Regions from separate parts of the Mus musculus genome. Here region 2 is linked to region 1. A link is a loop called in an ENCODE intact Hi-C map of the cell type or tissue named here. Cell type or tissue: left cerebral cortex. All regions are shown on one strand. Links, peaks and the distances in the headings refer to the core of each region. The heading gives the core; the rest is flanking DNA.

What was found. Peaks named below come from ENCODE experiments on the same cell type or tissue, not always from the same donor. Only the 100,000 strongest peaks of a DNase experiment are listed, where the experiment ranks them.
Region 2: a loop joins it to region 1, with 2.9 times the contacts of the local background. A loop is called at or near these places in 1 of 42 quality-filtered maps.

The regions. Positions count from the first base shown.
Region 1 is chr14:45,527,181-45,532,552 of GRCm38, reverse strand. It overlaps Fermt2 (fermitin family member 2), which reads left to right and starts at 2,488. Exons shown (of 15, transcript NM_146054.3): 1 at 2,488-2,619; 2 at 2,962-3,128. The coding sequence starts at 2,972. It overlaps Gm46452 (a long non-coding RNA gene), which reads right to left and starts at 2,331. Exons shown (of 3, transcript XR_001781252.2): 1 at 1,997-2,331. In left cerebral cortex, for the core only: CTCF peaks have their summits at 2,583 and 2,783; DNase peaks (open chromatin) are centred at 2,031, 2,326, 2,892 and 3,446; H3K4me3 peaks cover 3,112 bases; H3K27ac peaks cover 2,272 bases.
Region 2 is chr14:45,655,084-45,660,403 of GRCm38, reverse strand. It overlaps Ddhd1 (DDHD domain containing 1), which reads left to right and starts at 2,261. Exons shown (of 14, transcript NM_001042719.2): 1 at 2,261-3,182. The coding sequence starts at 2,393. Mir5131 (microRNA 5131) reads left to right here and starts at 2,351; the gene lies at 2,351-2,443. In left cerebral cortex, for the core only: a CTCF peak has its summit at 2,305; DNase peaks (open chromatin) are centred at 3,395, 4,558, 5,097, 5,276 and 5 more places; H3K4me3 peaks cover 3,690 bases; H3K27ac peaks cover 3,441 bases.

The DNA of each region.
Region 1 (5,372 bases), core at 48-5,047:
TCTGGGCCTCATTCCTCATTTCATTTCAAGTATTTACCCCACCCTTCTAAGACTCAAACACATACACATCGTTTTCTTGTTTTGAGCCACTTTTAACGCCTGCTACCTCCTAGCTTATGCCTCCTTTTATATTGCCACAGATCTTTTGGAGATAAGGTGAGGGAAAAAACAGATGAGGTGAATAACAGACGTGTAAATTTTCATGAAATCTCTTTAATAAAGAGATTTCTCCATTGGGATAGACCCCTGATTCTTTGATATTTGTTTTTAATTGGTACCAGTATATTTTCTATAGCTTTTGTACCAACCTATTTGTAAATGTATACATAACATAAATGTATAGTTAACTTTGGGGATGCTAACACACACACACACACACACACACACACGGGAAAAAAGTGACAATCCAGCTCACGAATCTGGTAGCTGCTGTGGCCAGTCTGTCCACCGCACAGAGACGGATTATGGCAGGGAATGCAATTCTTAGTGGTGCCAGAAAAGTCCAGGATGTGGCAGGTTTGAGTTAGTTAGAAAAAGAAAGACTAAAACCAACCAATCAAAAGAAAACCTCTCTTGACCACATCACCCAATAACTAACATTTGGGGAATTTCCTTCTAGTCTTTTTTCAATCTAAATATTTAAAAATGGGTGTGTTCTTTCTTTCTTTCTTTCTTTCTTAATTTTTTTTTTTTTTCTTTTTCAAGACAGGGTTTCTCTATATAGCCCTGGCTGTCCTGGAACTCACTTTGTAGACCAGGCTGGCCTCGAACTCTGAAATCCGCCTGCCTCTGCCTACTGAGTGCTGGGATTAAAGGCGGGTGCCACCACGCCCGGCTATGAGTGCGTTCTTGATTTTACAGAGGCACGTACAGTTTTCTACAGATTTTTGTTTGCTTGCCTTTTTGAGACAGAGTCTCTCTAATAGCCCAGGCTGTCGTGGAACTAACTAGGTAGGACAGGCTGGCCTTGAACTCAGAAAGACCTGCCTGCCTCTGCCTCCTGGGCGCTAGGATTAAAGACATGCTCCACTATGCCTGGTCTGTACAGATTTTTTTTAACCCAAGCAACTAATTCTCTACATTATTAAAAATATTCTCCTATGTATTTTCCAACAACATAATTTCATCAACACTGTTTCCACCCTGAACAACATTGCTTCTAAGTAAACCACCCACAACGTCTCAGAGTAGAAATAACTGGAGAGAGGCAAGCTTGGAGAAGTGCATCAGTTTCTCCATGATGACTGGCTAGTGTTAGCAGAGTGGTTTCCCTTTTTTTTTTTTTTCCACTCCCAAACCTCTGGCATTTGACTCGAGTTTTCCTGCTTTCACTCCCTTACGGGTGTCCACCCCTTTCTGCAGGCTGTGCTTTTTTCTTTTGCTGTTGTGTTGATGAACAAAGGGTTATTTGCGCGGTAGGCTCCCCTTTGAAGTGTCTAGGGCAGTTCACGAAGTCCAAGACACTTTTTAAAAACCAAGATCCTTTACAGTATCTTATCGGACTCTCCTGGACTTAAATAAATTGCTAGAAGAGGCAACCCCTGGCTTGCTGATTCTGAACAGTTCCCTTCAACAGAGTGTAATAGTTAATGGGAACGTGGAAGTGGGCCTTCGGGGACCTTTCTTCGTCACTAGTCAAAGTCTTTAACAGCTCAACATCAGTTCAAAACTACTTAAATGTCTTGGAAGTGTGTGGGAGGGTAAGGAAGAGAATGTGCGTGCATTCAAAATACTGAGTCCTCTAAGTTGCGGAGGAAAAGTCCCAAGTACGCGCCAACAGTTGGCGTGGGTGGAGAAGGGGTCTCGGGGAAACCACTGCCCTCCTGGGGTGGGGTGGGGAGGTCCCCCTTTTCCAGCCGGAGCGCATGAGCCAAGCTTTTGCGTCTGGCAGGCACTTGGGTTCCAGGGGTTAATAATGCTCGCCGACTCTCATGAGTCCAGCAGGAGCCGCAGATTGGTGCGGAACCCTGCTTGCCAGGCAACTTTTGTGGCTCACCGCCCCTCTGTGTCCTTTCTCCTACTTTTGTGGGATGTTCAAGGCAGACATCGTAAAGTTTCTGCATCCCAACTTCTCTTCCTAGCTCCCCGGCGCGGTGCCTTCGCGCCCGGGTTCCCCGCACACGTCCCGGGGCCTGGGAACTTCCCGAGGCAGCTTCTCACGCATGAACCCCGGGGACCCCGCTGCAGGCGCCGCCTCAGCCCCGCGAGCCCCCGCCCCCCACCCCAGCTCCGCAGCCGAGAGCCCGGATGTTGGATTCCATCCCTGCGCCTGGTCCTTCATTTCCATAAAAGGGCAGCGCTCCGCAGGGCCGAGATTGCGGCCGCCGCCTCCCCCCGCAGCGCTCCCCCGAGGCGCGCACCGCCCCGGCCCCACCAGAGCGCGCGCCGCCTCCTCTCCCCCGCGGGAGCGCGGTCAGAGAAGAGCCAGAGAGGAGGGGGCGGAGGCCGGCTGCGGGCGGTGCTGCGGGGCGGGGGCCGGGGCGGGGAGAGGGGGTGGGGCGGGGGCCGCGGTGCCGGGACTCCATTAGCAGCGGCGCGAGGCTTCGCTTTCCTCCCGAGCAGCGACGCGGGTGCCGCCAGCCTCGCCTGTTGCCTCGGGAGCCCGGCGGGAGGAGCGCGGTGAGGGGCGCAGCGGAGGACGGGGCGCGGGGAGGACGCCGCGGGAGGAGCGGAGCGCGCGCCGGCGCGGCGCGGTCTCCCCGGCCGGGTGGGGAGGCGCGGGGCGGTCCGGGCGCAGCGGCGGCGGCGGCAGGTGAAGGCGCCCAAGTCCGCTAGGCGGGCGCGGCGGGCGGAGGCCACGGTCTGGGTGCCGAGTCGCCCGCGCTCGCGCCCTTGGTTGTGCGCGCGTAGCCGCAGCTCCTCCGCCTTCTCCCTCGCAGCGGCCGGCGCCGCGGACTCGGTGGGGTTTGTCTTCCTTTGGGGGAGTGACGCTGACGAGAGCCATTTCCTCCGCGCTCGCAGGAAGGGAGCCATGGCTCTGGACGGGATAAGGATGCCAGATGGCTGCTACGCGGACGGGACGTGGGAACTGAGCGTCCATGTCACGGACCTGAACCGTGATGTCACTCTGAGAGTGACCGGGGAGGTGCACATCGGAGGGGTGATGCTGAAGTTGGTGGAAAAACTCGGTGAGTAGCACCCCGATGCCTCCAATAAAGACTTCCCAGAATGAGAGGAGGGGGTGGGGAGGGAAGACGGCGGGGGGAGGGGTAGAATTGGGAGATCCTAGCTCCTGGCGTGTGCTGCGCTTAAAATGCGAAATTTGTTAACGTTAGGGCGCATAGACGTGCTCCCCTCTGCGTCCTGCTTGTTATTTTGATTTTTACATAAGGTAGTGAGTGATTCGAACCTACCAAATGCTTAACTGCGGATTCCCGGGACGACTTGTTGAAAGTAACGAGGAGAGAGAGTATGCAGGTGAAAGTTGTGAATGTGGTATTACGGGTCTGTAGGTGTTCCCACCTCTTATCCTCATGGAACCTGGATGTTGATGGTGGTGTTTATTGGGGAGAGTGTACAGTCAGCCCGGTCTGGAGAATGTGCACTGGTGTTGGTCGGTATGAAGTTTCAGTAGCTGTACTACGTGATGGAGTGCCCTGAAATGTTCCACTCGTCCGCTCTTGCGAGGGGTGGGGCAGTGCTTGACAAACTTGGTATCTGTATTCTGAGTTGGAAGTAAGCTATCAGGAGCATTAAGAAGCCAACGAAAGAACTTATTTTTTATTTTTTGTTTTTTTTTTGTGTGTGTGTGTGTGTGTTTTGTTTTTTTAAAGCAGACACTAAACTGAGTTGAAGATGACAGTATTTGAGTGCACATAGATACTGCATTGATTCGGACTTGATTGTAAGGAAGGGCTATCACCCAGGATATTCGAGAAAACTGCACTCCACATTTTGTGATAAGGCAAACCATTTTTCACCTGGCAGATTGACCAGACTAGATAAGATGGGTGATTTTATCCGGAGAGCGTTTATCAGAGCAGCAGCTTTCTGGCCTGTAAAATGCTTGCTGCTTTGTATAATGAAGTGATAAGGTGTTTTGTGTGGGGATGTCTTTTGTGGCAGGGTTAGTTGGTTTTAATCAGCATTCATGTCTCAGGCCATCCTGGAAAAGTAATGAATATTCGTTTCTCAGAAAAAGTATTTCTTACCAAAGGGGAGGGGGAACTGCATATTTACCATATAACGTAAATGAAATAGAAGTTTGATATAATTTGGGAATTAGACTGAATTCATTTATTAGGTGACTCTGCTTTATGCCCCTGGAGGGAACTTTATTGTTGGAGGACTAAAGAGGAGTTAATTGCAGGGGGCCCTTCTTAGTACTGTCCATTGATTGACTCCCAGAGATAGCCCAAGAACGAGCCCCCAAGGGGCCCTTTAAGAATTCAGTTTTGCTGCTTTAATCAAGTAACTGTCAGTTTACGTTTGGTTTTTTGTTTGTTTGTTTGTTTTTTGAGTCAAGTAAATCACTGTTTGCAAAATATTTACCAACCTTTTTTGAACAGTTCCACTTGAGGATGAAAACTATCCCATATGGTTCCTGTTTGACAAGGAAACAGTCATTTGTATCAGATTGTCTTATGCGTGATAAGTGGACCTTATTAATACATTATAGCTTTTCCTTATTTTAGTTAGTTTTTGGTTTTGTTATCTCAAGCAAGAGTCTCACTCTGTAGCTCTGGCTGGCCTTGAACTTGCTATGTAGACCAGACTCACAGAGATCTGCCTGCTCTGTCTCTTGAGTTCTGGGATTAAACGGGTGTCTTCCTCATGGCCAGCTCTTCAGAGTAATTTTTTTTTTTAAGCAGTGCAATAAAAGATCTGTCAAGGGTGACTTAGACAAGTTGGGATTCTAAAAAACAAAACAAAACAAAACAAAACAAAACCAAGCTTTAATGAATAAATAATGATTTCTACTGTATTTACATCACTGATTGACTGTTATGAAATCACAATTATAAATAGAATTGTTGGGGGTGAGCTGTTTGTAGACAGGATTGATGTTATTTTTGAGTAACTATCTTACCAATGCTGATGCTGGTTAATTACATAGAACAGTGGGGGCAGGAATGGCTTTGCACCTGGGAATTCTGTACCTGTCTTTGGTGGCACCAGTCCTCTTGAGTTTTAAGTCCCAAATGGAGGAGGCATTTTTCAGCAAACTTCTGACAAGTACACAGAGTGGGGTACCATTTAAAATGTCCACAGCTCAGACCAGTCAAATTAGAAAGGAATTTTGTAGTTTTTCAGGTTTGTCTTAACATTGGGATGGGCTGCCTTCTAAAGCCCTGCGTGTTGTCATCAGCAAAGGGATTAAAGGGCACTTGTCAATAGTGGCCGACTAGATCAAAGCAGCCTACAGGGGTAAG
Region 2 (5,320 bases), core at 321-5,320, 130 kb before region 1:
GGGAGAGAGAAGAACTGGGTGCTGTAGCTAAGAGGTCAAAAGTACAAAAGAGGCAAATGTACTAAAGTACAAAATGGCTGGATTATACAGGGAAGAGGCACCTGGGTAAGGGCAGCCTGGCCCCTGGGCTGGAGAGTTCTGGGGTAGAAGACAGGGTATGCCAGCCATATCCTGTAACAGGCAGGGACTAAGGGATGCTGGGAGAACCTGGAGGTCAGGTCTGCTTTGATATTAATAGGCACCGTAGCCATTTGTCCCAGGGTTTGAGACTTGACACTGTATCTACCACTTTTAATTACACTTTAATATAGCATCTCCTAAGCTAGAGGATCCTGGTTCTCTTTGGCATCGGAAGCATACAGAAGTGTCTGTACATGGGTAACTATCAGAACAGTGTGGATCAATGCCTCCATGAATAAAACACAGTTCAAAGTTCATACTCAATTTCTTACTCTGCATACTATTAATAGAGACATTGGGAAAGAATTTGGGATGCAGAAATGCAGATGCTTTGTTAGTGGGGCTGTAATGTACAAGTGGACAGACTGCTCACTGAGCAAGATTATCCAGCCAATCCAGTCGTTATGGTAGAAAATACCACCCATGTTCCTCTATTTATCATGAATTGCAACAGTATCATCTGCCCATAGAAAGCAGGGCCTTCCAACAGATCCCTCCAAAAGCACAGGGCACAACAGAGATGAGCCTGATTGAAATAATGACTTTGAAGGCTCTCTGACAGGTTACATCCTGAGAGCAAGACAACTTGCCCTACTGACCTGTTTCCACAAAGTAAACATTAACAGTGAAGACTGTCTGTTCTTGAAGTAAGAGCAAGATTGGAGATTGTTTTCTCAAGATAGGATGGGTTTATAAAATGAATTTTTTTTTCAATTTAAGAGAATGGTCTGAGGTGACAGAGTGCCTCAGCTATAAAACAGGATTTCTATGAAGTTACAGCTGACCTTGACCAAACTCATCAGTCAGCCACAGTCCAAATAATCTCTGCTGGGGCAGCCTGTTCCCCAAAATGAACTGCCTTTTAATAAAACAGATAATTCCAGGAAAGGTACATCATAGACCGACACATAGCTCTATGGCTGCAAGAATTTCATTTCCAAGCCACCCACTTGCCTCTATAAAGGGCCCCAGCTAGTTTACTCCCTTCTAAGACACCCATTTCCCTCCGGAGAGTGTCTTTCCTTCTTTGTTTGAAATAAACTGTCCATCTGTTGAGGTCAGACTCTGGTCTCTGTCTTCTCTTTACTCTGTCTTGGAAGTCTAACATAACAGAGCCTCCGTGTCTCCCTGAAACCAGGAAGTGAGTTACAGAATCAGAGTTATACTAAAAACAAAAACCAAACCAAACTTGGGAAGGCTTAAAAGCCATAGAATTACTAGAGACCGTCCGGTGCAACGATCTCCTACTTATAGCAAGGAATAAGACAAATAGATAAAGGAGATTAAGTGACTTGCCTGGAGGTGGCAAAGCTGAGTTTAGAACCTAGGTTTTTGTTTTTTTTTTTTTCCTCTTTCAGTCTAATAATCTACCACACAAGGCTGGCAAGACCAGTTAGTTATAACCAAGGTACATCGAATGCGCACAGACTGTGGGAAAAGACTAAGACATAGGGACTTGGTTTCCATCCAAGGCCTTACTGCACTACAGAAAGAACAGGAAGCATAAGGACAAGAGGGCAAGCAATCTAAAGAACTGGCACAGTGACTCTAGGACGCCAGTTTTGTAAGTGGGAGTGGTCGTGCCCAGGTGAGCAGCAGGCGTAGAGGTGGGGTGCCTTCTGTATGAATGGGCTGAAGGTTGGGAAAGGGCCAAACCAGGTGACCGAGCAGGTCTTTCGGATGCTGAAAGCAGGCCTAAAGCCAGGAACGTGAGCTAGCAACTTCCAGGGCCCCTCTGGGCATACAGCTGAATCACCCACGGGGCTCATGACCCGAAAGTGTAAAGATGAGTGGGCGAGAGCCTCACTGCGGCTGGCATCCAGGGGCGTGGAAGCGAGGGGGCGGAGCCACTGCGTCGAAAGTCGTGAGGCAGGGGCTCCACGGATGCCGAGACCGCCGCGACCCCGTCTGACCCCCGCTTCCAGGCGCGGAAGACTACGTACAGCCTAGCGCCAAACGGGAGCTCCAGCAGAGTCCTCGGGCCTTCCGGGGAGGCGCGCGCGGCTGGGGGCGGGGCCCCTGTGGCCCCGCCCACGCAGGGCTGCGTAACAATGGGGCGGGCCCCGGAACGGCGCTGCGGCGGCCGGGGGCCGGCGGGGAGGCGGAGTCGCCTCGGCCGCAGCTGCTGCCCTGCTCGGGATTTGAAAGATTATAAAGTCCGGGCCGAGAGGGCGGCGGCGTCGGATGCGCGTGTGGCGGAAGCGCCGGCGGCATGAACTACCCGGGCCGCGGCGCCCCACGGAGCCCCGAGCGTAACGGCCGCGGCGGCGGTGCCTGGGAGCTGGGCTCGGACGCGGCGGGCGTGTTCGGCGGCGGCGGCTGCTGCTTCGAGCACCAGCCGGGCGACAGCGTGCCGCTGTCGCTGCTGCGCGCCGAGCCGCTGCACCTGGCACCGGGCGCCGACGACCTGAGCCACCTGGCTCTGGACCCGTGCCTCAGCGACGAGACCTACGACTTCAGCTCGGCCGAGTCCGGCTCGTCGTTGCGCTACTACAGCGAGGGCGAGAGCGCGGGCGGCGGCAGCTCTTCTTCGCCTCCGCCGCCGCTCGTCGCCCAGAACTCGGGGGGCGGCGGGGCGGCGGGAGGGGGCCCCGGGGACAGGAAGCGCGCCCGGCCCGGCGGCGCAGCCGCCCGGCACCGCTACGAGGTGGTGACGGAGCTGGGCCCCGAGGAGGTGCGCTGGTTCTACAAGGAAGACAAGAAGACCTGGAAGCCCTTCATCGGCTACGACTCTCTGCGCATCGAGCTCGCCTTCCGGACCCTGCTGCAGACCACGGGCGCCCAGGCCCGGGCGGCGGGCCGCGATGGAGACCGGGTGTGTGGCCCAAGCTCCAGCTTCGGGGAGGAAGACGAGGAGGACAGCGCCTGCGGCTTCTGCCCGCGCGCGGCGGGGCCTGAGCCGGAGATGGAGGAGCTGGTGACCATCGAGCCGGTGTGCGTGCGCGGCGGCCTCTACGAGGTGGATGTCACTCAAGGAGAGTGCTACCCGGTGTACTGGAACCGTAAGTGGCTGGCCAGGGGCGGGCCAGGCTCGGCGCGCGCTGGACGGCGTTTGGGGGTTCGGTTGCCCCCGCGATGCCTGCCTCGGGTTAGGATGCAGGTTGCGCGGGGTGCCTCGGCAGGTGAAGGGTAAAAGAGCAGATGGCAGCGCCCAAGCTGCTAGCGGGGTCAGGAGGGGAGGATTCCGCCGGGGATTGTGCCTCCTGGGTGAGTAGAGTGCTGCTGCCATCCCCTGGAGGGTATCCAGGAACGGATCCCCAAGCCAGTAGCTTTAGTTTCTTGACCGTACCAGGGGCTTTGTCCACCTGGATATCTGATTCGGTCTCGTGTCTCCTGAAGCTCCTGTGATTTAAATAACATGTCCTGGAGTGAGTGGAAATGCTTGAGTGTTTTTATGAGAATCAACAGTTCAGCTTAAAACCTGAGAAGAGAAAAGCCCTGACGGGAAAGGAGAGTTACAATGTGTTATTCACAGTGGATGTGTTGGGCACAAGAGGAAAGAACTGCAGGAAGTGGCAGTGCGAAGTGGGTCCGTACCCTCTGTATAGAATGTTTTCATATCTCTTGGGTCCTTTTTACATATTTTTACTTTTGCTTCTTAACCTAGAAAAATTGCACGACCTCGGTTTTCACATCTGTTAAATGGGACTGTCATAAAGGTCTGAACGATGCTTTAGGCAACACGGGTAGGTTTAAAATCAGAATGAGGAAGGGTAATCCATAATCTGACGTGGCATGCAGCAGTTATTAATATATATGATATGTAGTAGTAACAAGTTATTGGCCATCAATAATTTGTACCATACAGTATTAACTTTATGGGCTTCAGTGCCCTTACTCAAATGTCTTTTCCTGATCTTTTGGCCCTCTATACATCTTATATTATTTATTCTGATCTATATTAATTATGTGTATTGATGGCTTAGCTTCCTTTCGGTTTATTTAGTAGCTTCTGGTCAGAGTCCACCACCTTTATCTTTGTACTCATAAAGCAGGTATTCGATGACTTGGTACCGAATTGCATCAGTGATTCTGATAATGCTAAAGCATGCATGCATTAGGTGCAAGTAACTATGATGGCAGATTCAGCACATTCCAAGTCAGGTATAGGTAGCATAGCAGGAAATTTCTTGCTACTCTTCAGGACAATAAAGGCAATAAAGGTTGTTAGTTTTTTAAAGATGAGACTCATATGGACTCTGTTAGGTCACCTCTTGATTATAAACTCACTGAGGACGGACTTAGTAGTTGTATGTGCTAGCACAGTACCTCTGTGCACATTGTTTGGAAACCCATGTCTTTCAGAGGCTTCCCATCCCATTTCTTTTTAAATGATCCACACATCACCATGGGTCTTTCCTGCAGATAAAAACACAGAACTTAGTGGACCCAGAAAGCAAGGTCAGAGGGGCTGGAGAGATGGGTCAGCAGGTAAGAACACCGAGGGCTCTTCCAGAAGACCCTGGTTCAAATCCCAGCCCCCATACTCCCCATGGCAGCTCACATCTGTCTGTAACACCATGATCTGACACCCTCACACGGACATACATGCAGGCCAAACACCAGTGCACATAAAGTAAAAACAATAAATATCAAAGGGAGCAGGGGAGTGAGAGCATAGAGCATCCTGGAAAGGGGGGCTGGAGAGTAAAGCTGTCTCTCCCTTAGCTTAGCCTTAGAGTGCTTGCACTAGACTGACAAGTTTAACACCTTACTCTGCTCACAAAGTAATTTTCACTGTGGAGCAAATTGATGTTGACTTTCATCCTACAAGGATGTAGCCTCAGTGTTATTAATGAACTTGACCAAGGTCACGCAGCTAGAAAGTGATGCAGTAAGCAGTAGTGAGGGAACACAGTGCCGTATGTATTTCACCCATCCAAAGGGACGCACAGGCCACCGTGGATGTAAGACTGAGTCTGCAGGAGTCAGAGGAAGCACGGGGATTAGAGAAAGGGGTTCCTCTCAGTTGGGGCCAGCATATCCAAGGATACAGAGGCGTGAAACTGCAGAGCAGTTGAAGGAATGAAGGCTGCACCTCTGAGGCTCAGGCATCCAATGTGGGTTTGGATCTGACCACCCCAGCAGTGTGGCTGTATGAGGATTGGCAAGTGGCAGTCTGTCAGGAGCACTGCCCAGA